Regions from separate parts of the Homo sapiens genome. Here region 1 is linked to region 2. A link is an interaction called in ENCODE POLR2A ChIA-PET data of the cell type or tissue named here. Cell type or tissue: HCT116. All regions are shown on one strand.

What was found. ChIA-PET counts read pairs that join two places held together with the same protein. Peaks named below come from ENCODE experiments on the same cell type or tissue, not always from the same donor. Only the 100,000 strongest peaks of a DNase experiment are listed, where the experiment ranks them.
Region 1: POLR2A ChIA-PET joins it to region 2 with 5 read pairs; 2 of 35 experiments call an interaction of 5 or more read pairs at or near these places.

Annotation. Positions count from the first base shown.
Region 1 is chr4:150,345,836-150,349,835 of GRCh38, forward strand. All of the region lies in intron 48 of LRBA (LPS responsive beige-like anchor protein), which reads right to left. Among named protein-coding and RNA genes, the nearest start is that of LRBA-AS1, 230 kb to the right of the region's middle. In HCT116, no CTCF peak of the experiment used is centred here; a DNase peak (open chromatin) is centred at 2,446.
Region 2 is chr4:150,720,884-150,724,883 of GRCh38, forward strand. All of the region lies in intron 36 of LRBA (LPS responsive beige-like anchor protein), which reads right to left. It also overlaps the pseudogene ZBTB8OSP1. Among named protein-coding and RNA genes, the nearest start is that of MAB21L2, 140 kb to the left of the region's middle. RefSeq lists a silencer at 2,074-2,368. In HCT116, no CTCF peak of the experiment used is centred here; no DNase peak of the experiment used is centred here.

The sequences.
Region 1 (4,000 bases), 380 kb before region 2:
CACTCTGTTGCTCAGGCTGGATTGCCATGGTACAATCATGGCTCACTGCAGCCTTGACCTCCTGGGCTCAAGCAATCCTCCCACCTCCCACAGCACCCAATAGCTGGAATTATAGGTGTACACCACCACACCCAAACAATTTTTAAATTTGTTGTGGAGATGGGGCCTCACTTTGTTGCCCAGGCTGCTCTTGAACCCCTGGACTCAAGTGATCCTCCTGCCGTGGCCTTCCAAAATGCTGGGATTACACGTGTAAGCCACTGCGCCTGGCCCCATTTATTTTAATGATATTCAGAAAGTTTTATAAATTAAATGTGTGTATTTATTTTAATAGTGCTAAGTAACAAAGCGATATATTCTCATTTCAAGAATATCAAATACCTACCATACTTAGAATATCACAGGCCATGTTTAATAAATGCCAAATCTAATACAGAATATATATTATATATAAGTCTATATAATGTATAATATAAAAACAAATTAAGGTGTGATGTGTGGAAGACTATCAGTTAAGGCTTAATTTTCTCATAATTAACTACTTAGGATTGTGGTAAAGAAAAGGAAGTCAAACTTAAAGCAAAAGTTTTAACGGTCTTTAGCAAAAGTTGATCATAAAAAATAAATATTAAAAACTTATCTGTGGCCGGGTGCGGTGGCTCATGCCTGTAATCCCAGCACTGTGGGGGGCCAAGGCTGGCAGATCATGAGGTCAGGAGTTCGAGACCAGCCTGGCTAATATGGTAAAACCCGTCTCTACTAAAAATACAAAAATTAGCCGGGCATGGTGGTGCATGCCTGTAATCCCAGCTATCCAGGAGACTGAGGCAGGAAAATCACTTGAACCTGGGAGGCGGAGGTTGCAGTGAGCCAAGATTACACCATTGCACTCCAGCCTGGCAACAATGTGAGACTCTGTCTCAAAAAAAAAAAAAAAAAAAAAAAAAAAAAACACTTATTTGTTATGATGCTTCTTCAAAAAGTTAAACTTGGAATTATCACATAATCCAGAAATTCCATTTCTGGGTGTATATCCAAAAGAATTGAAAGCAGGCATTTGAACAGATGGTGTACATCCATACTCTTGGCCACATTGTTCATAATAGCCAAAAGATGGAAACAACCCAAAATGCCCATTGATATATAAATGGATAAACAAAATGTGGTATATATATATACACAATGGAATATTACTCAGCCTAAAGAGAAAGGAAATTGTGATACATTCTATAGCATGGACAAATCTTGAAGATATTACGCTAAGTAAAATAAGCTAGACATAAAAAGACAAATGTTGCAGCATTCCACTTCTATGAGGTATTCAGGGTAGTCAAATTTATAGAGATAAAAAGTAGCATTGTAATTGTACAGGGACTGGGGAGGAAGGAATGAGGAGTTATTGTTTAATGCTTAGAGAGTTTCAGTTTGGGAAGATGAAACATTTCTAGAGATGGATGGTGGTGATGGCTGTACAAGAATGTCAATGTTCTTGATGCCACTGAACTGTAAACTCAAAAATGGTAAAAATGGCCAGGGGCAGTGGCTCAGGTCTGTAATCCCAGCACTTTGGGAGGCCAAGGGAGGCGGATCACTTGAGTTCAGGAGTTTGAGACCAGCCTGGGCAACATGGTGAGACCCCATCTCTACTAAAAATACAAAAATTAGCCAGGCGTGGTGGCAGGCACCTGTAATTCCAGCTACTCAGGAGGCTGAGGCAGGAGAATCACTTGAACCCAGGAGGCGGAGGTTGTAATGAGCTGAGCTTGCGCAACTGCACTCCAGCCTGGGTGAAAGAGCGAGACTCTGTCTCAAAAAAAAAAAAAAAACAAAGGTAAAAATGTTCAATTTTATGTTATATATATTTATCACAATAAACAATTTTATTTGAAATTATAATGTGTTAGTTTAGGTGAAAGAAAAAATATAATTGAGCTTACACCTATATTCAAATATATATCTAATGTCTACATGGAGTATTCCCACTTTGAAATATCCTACCAAGTCAATTTAACATTTATTTTTCCATTGTCTGATCACATATGCTGAACTCAGAGTAAGAAAAGATGGTCAAAGACAAACATAAGTCTTCTAACTCTCTGCTGTACAATGCTGTAGCCTCTAGTCATCTGTGCCTATTTAAATTTATATTAATTAAAATTAAGCATTTAGTTCCTTAGTCACACTAGCCACATTTCAATGTACAATAACTACATATGGTTCATGGTTTATTAGACAGTGCAGATAGAGAACATTTCCAGCACTGCAGAAAATTCTAGACAGTGTTCTTCTAGATTAACGCACAGTAAACTTCCTTAAACAATCATTGGTGTGTAAGTGGGGACAGTGGTCAATCCAGAATAAAAATAAAAAGCCAAGCACATAGAGTGACTCATAGAGGAAATAACTAGCTGATTGAGTGTACTACTTGTTAACTAGCCATGACAAACAGATATAGGCCAAGTGACATTTTTAATCATGAAAACATTGCGTAACCTTTAATGAAAAGTAGAGCTACTTATGTCATCTTGGACATACCAAGAGACAAGTCTTTTAAGTAATAGGATCTTGCATTGAGAGAAACAGTGTTAAGCATATTTTCACAGCAACTCTATAGAACATTACAGAATTTCAAAATTAGAAATACGGAGATTGCATATAGTGACACAAAAAATATATACTGGCATAGTAAGTACAACCAATTTATGCTGGTACAAAAAACAATATGCTGGTATATTAAATACAACCAATCTCTTTTTAAGAAATTATAAAATCAGTTCTACAGTGAGAATTCAGTTATATATCAGCTATGTAGAGATATGGATAATTACTACAGGATAACAGGAGAAAACAAAAATAGCTGGTATATTTGTTGAAGAATTATGGGCATTTAACAGAATAAAGTATTACGTTCAAATATTGCCAAAATGAACAAAAAAAAGAAAGTAAATAGGCCTATGCTATTTTATCCCAACAATAAAACTATGCAGTGTTTTGTAACACTACCTGTATGTTGCTCTCACCTCAATACCTTTATGGAATCCTATGTATATTCTGTGTCATACAGTCAATTGATGTTCTGATCAAATAAAATACCCCCAGAAGGAGTATTTTCAAAAAACTGAACAACTGGAAGAGTCTTTAAGAGTTTATGTGACCCAATTCTCTGCTACCACAGTTTTTAAAACTGAAACATAGCAATTTAAAACTTGGGCAATTTAATGCAAGTGTACATCTAGTACACAGTGCTTTTGTGTGCATGCTAACTTATCTAGCACATAAGCCAGGTGATAATATGCCAATTTATTTAAATATGTACTTACATACCTTCCGCATGATCAGATCTTAGTAGAACTATAAAAGAATGCATCAAGTGCTAGGGAAAAATGGCAAATCTCACACATTACAAATAATGTTCCCTTCAAAGTGATATATAACTTGCCCCATGAATCAAAGCTCCTGGTTTCCTAAACGCAGTTGTGTTCTAAAATTGTACAGATTAAGGTTGTATCATTCAATTCTATAATTTTTCATATGAAGTATATTGGAATTAGAAGGATGCATAATTAGATTAGAAATACTAAAAAAAGTAAGGTCTTCTACAGACTTTTTGGTGAGTGCTGCATTTGCCAAAATCATGTTTTAAGTGTTTTACTTGAGAAAATAAATGACAAGAATAAAACAAGTTCAATAACATCTAACAACAATTTGATCACATAGGAAAGATTTGGACTTCAACCCCCCCATTAACTTCTATGTGGTTATATATGTTCTTAGGTATTACATATAAATATGTGTTTTATCACATTTCAATAAATTTATGCTCATAATCATATCTCTTTAATGAATTATTACTATTTTCCTACAAAAATCATGAGTAACCCCCAAAGTTATATAAAATTATAAATAAGATTATTTATACCTTAACAGGTTCAAATAGAAAAAGCCGTCATCTTATATTGGGTCAAACATTTTGTTGGAAGGAACCTCTGGGTTCAAGTTC
Region 2 (4,000 bases):
AAGCAACATTCAAAGTCAGAAGATAACAAAGCAATGTCTGCAAAGTTCTAAGGGAATTTAAGTGTTACCCAACAATATTAAGTCAAGCAAGGCAGTCATGGCACAGAAAGAGGGAGATGTTAGAGATTACAATTTGACTGAGGAACAGAAGGCGATCAAGGCCAACTATCCTCCAGTTAATAGGAATTATGAGTATTTGGATCATACAGCAGATGTCCAGTTACACACATGGGGAGATACTCTGGAGGAAGCATTTGAGCAATGTGCAATGGCCATATTTGGTTACATGATAGATACCAGGACTGTGGAGCCTCTCCAAACAATAGAAGTAGAAACCCAAGAAGTTTCTACTTTTCTTTTTCACTTTTTAGATGAGTGGCTTTATAAGTCCAATGCTGATGAATTCTTCATACCCTGGGAAGTGAAAGTACTTTGTATTGATCAAAGACATTTCCAATTACAATCAATTGGGTGGAGAGAAGAATTTTCATTGTCCAATCACCCTCAGGGAACCGAAGTCAAAGTTATAACATATTCAGCAATGCAGGTCTATAATAAAGAAAACCCAGAAGTTTTTGTGATCATTGACATTTAAGACCAAAAAAGAAAAGACTCCTAAGAAGAACTGGGTTTTTTTTTTTTCCTCTTCCTTTTGGGAAGACAATGTGAATTAAATTCTATAGTATCTTATGAAATACAGAAATTGTAGAACAAAAACTTATAACTTTATTTATTTACTTATTTTTCCTGAGACAGAGTATTGCTCTGTCCCCCAGGCTGGAGTGCAGTGGCACGATCTTGGCTCACTGCAGCCTCTGCCTTCCAGATTCAAGCGATTCCCATTACTCAGCCTCCCGAGTAGCTGGGACTACAGGCATGTGCTACCTCACGCCTGGCTAATTTTCGTATTTTTGGTAGAGATGGGGTTTCATCTTGTTGGCCAGGCTGGTCGCGAACTCCTGACCTCAAGTGATCCGCCCACCTTGGCCTCCCAAAGTGCTGGAATTATAGGTGTGAGCCACCACGACCAGCCAGAAATTTACAACTTGAACTGTGACTTTCCAAAATGGAAAATTAGGGCATGTCCTTGGTCTGTGTTCCCCAAATAGTCAATCTTTAAAGAATTCTTCAATTCCTACGGGGCAGTTATGGTCCTTCATTTGTTGATCATCTGCTGTGGCAGCAAGTGCCTCATGCCCTTCCATTGCAATGCAAGCCTTCCACCCTCCCCTCAGAACAGAATGCTGATGTCAGCAGCAGCCTGGTGCTAAATCCAATTTGGAAAAAAAAATAATTTGAGAAAATATATTTCCACACCCAGAAAAAAATATATAAAGTTAAGCAGAATGCCATTCAAATATAAAGATAGCAGGCAAATATTCTTAAACATGGAAGAACTTTAAGTTTACAACACATATAAGCCCCTTGTGGAAAAAGAATAACCATGAAATGCAGCCAATTAAGAACTGAGTCAAAAGAAAGAATCTGGAAATTAAGTTCCAACTAATAAAGTTGGGGAAAATGAAGAGTGAGTATTGAATTCACTTAAATAAAGAACAAATACTCAAGTACTATAAGAAATGTGATTATAAACATGAATGTTATAAATTTAGACAATATGAAAATTAAAATATAACTAAAAATTAGGAGGTGAGGGGAGAGAAAATAAAAGGAACATACAAGTGACTAATATCCTCAGCCTCCATAAGAGAGTGTGAATTGACATATGTAACATAAAAATCAACATCAGAGGAGGGCAGAGCACGATGGCAGAATAGAGGCCTATCCCGTTTGTCCACCCTGCTGCAACACCAAATTTTAACAACTATCTGCACATAGCAAAGCACCATCACTAGAACCAAAAATCAGGTGAGCGATCACAGTACTTGTTTTTAACTTCATATCATGGAAAGAGGCATTGAGGGGGGCAGGAGAGACAGACTTGAATCACTGATGCCACCTCTGCCCCATCGCCCAGCAGTGGCCATGCACTGCAGACAGAAACTGCACTTTGGGGAAGGAGAGCTCAACGACTGGAGAACTTTACATTGGTCTCAGTGCTGCCCTGTCAGAGCAAAGAATAAAGCTATGCTGGGCTCCTTCCATAGAGGGAGCATGAGGACCAGCCCTAGCCAGAGGGGAATGACATATCCCAGGGGACAGAACATGAGTTTCTTGGCAAGCCTCGCCACGCAGGCTAAAGTACACTGGGTTCCTAGATAAACTTGAAAGGAAGTCTAGGACACAAGGACGGCAATTTCTAGGCTCCTCCTAGTGCTGGGTTGGGCTCAGGGCCAGTGAACTAGGGTGGCACATGACCTAGAGACACACCAGCTTGCGTGGCTAAGGAAGTGCTTGCATTAGCCGTGCCCTAACCCCAGGGAGTGAAGCTCATAGCAATGAAAGTTACTCCTTGCTTCTGCTTAATGAGAGGAGAGCAAAGAGTAAAGAGGACTTTGACTTGCATTTTGGATACCAGCTCAGCCACAGTAGGATAGGGCACCAGGCAGAGTCATGAGGCCCCGTTCCAGGCCTTAGCTCTCAGATGATATTTCATTTCTAGACACAACCTGGACCAAAAGTGAACCCAGTGCCTTGAAGGTAAGGATCCAGTCCTGGTAGGATTCATCACCTGCAGATTAAAGAACTCTTGGGCCCTGAATAACCAGCAGTGATAACGAAGGGAATATACCATGTGTCTTGGGCTTTGAGACTTACTAGCTTCAGGGGTGACCCAGCATATTCCCAGCTATGGTGCCTACAGTGAAATACTACTAATGTTTCAGAAAAGCAGAGGGAAAAATAAAGGGAACTTTGTCTTGCATCCTATGTACCAGCTCGGCTACATGGGGGTAGAGCAATAAGCTGGCTCTTGGGGTCCCAAAGTCCAGGCTTAGGCTCTTGGACAGCATTTCCAGATGTGCTTTGGGACAGAGGGGAGCTCACTGACCTAAAGAGCGAGTCTCAGGCCTGGCAGCATTCATCACAAGCTGACAGAAGAGCCCCTAGGCTCTCAGTAAACATCAGTGGTGGCCTGAAGGAATCCCCTGTGGACCGGTGGTGGGGGTGGCCACAGGGAAAGGCAGCTCTGCCTGTGGAAAGTGAAGAGTAGGAAAGACTTTGTATTGTGGTTTGAGTGCAGGCATAATGACAGTAGAATAGAATATCAGGAAAATTGCTAAGCTGTTTAACTCCAGTCCCTGGCTCCCAGACAGCACTTTGGACATTCCCGGAGCCTGTGGGAACTCACGGCCCTGAAGGGAAGAAACTGGGGCAAGACCTAGTGCTGTGCAGGTTTCAGGTCTAACCCAGTGCAGCCCTAGTGGTGGTGGCCACAGACTTACTTGCATCACCACACCCCCAGTTGCAGGTGGCTCAGCAAAGAGAGACAGACCCTGTTTGTATGGGAGAAAGGGAAAAGAACAAGAGCCTCTGGCTGGTAATCCAGATAATTCTTCCACATCTTATCTAAGACCACCAAAATGGTACCTCTACGAGTCAGCAAAAAACACAGCCTTATTGGGGTTGGGGTCCAAGTCCTTTCAAATACCTGGAAAGCCTTCCCAAGGACAACAGTCACAAACAAGCCCAGACTGTGAAGACTACAATAAATACCTAACTCTTCAATGCTCATACACTGAAGAACATTAGCAAGTATAAACATCATCCATGAAAACATGACCTCACCAATGAACTAAATAAGGCACCAGGAACCAATTCTGACGAAACAGAGACATATGACAACTAAGATAGTTAATTCAAAATAGCTGTTTTGAGGCAACTCAAAGAAATTCAAGATAACACAGAGAAGAAATTCAGAATTTTATCAGATAAATTTAACAAAAGGATTAAATTTTTTTTTTAAATCAAGCAGAATGAGTAGGGAGGTGGAGTTTACAGTGAGTTGATATCCCACCACTGCACTGCAGCCTGGGTGATAGAGCCAGACCCTGTCTCAAAAAATAAAATAAAATAAATTTAAATATATGTATATATATAC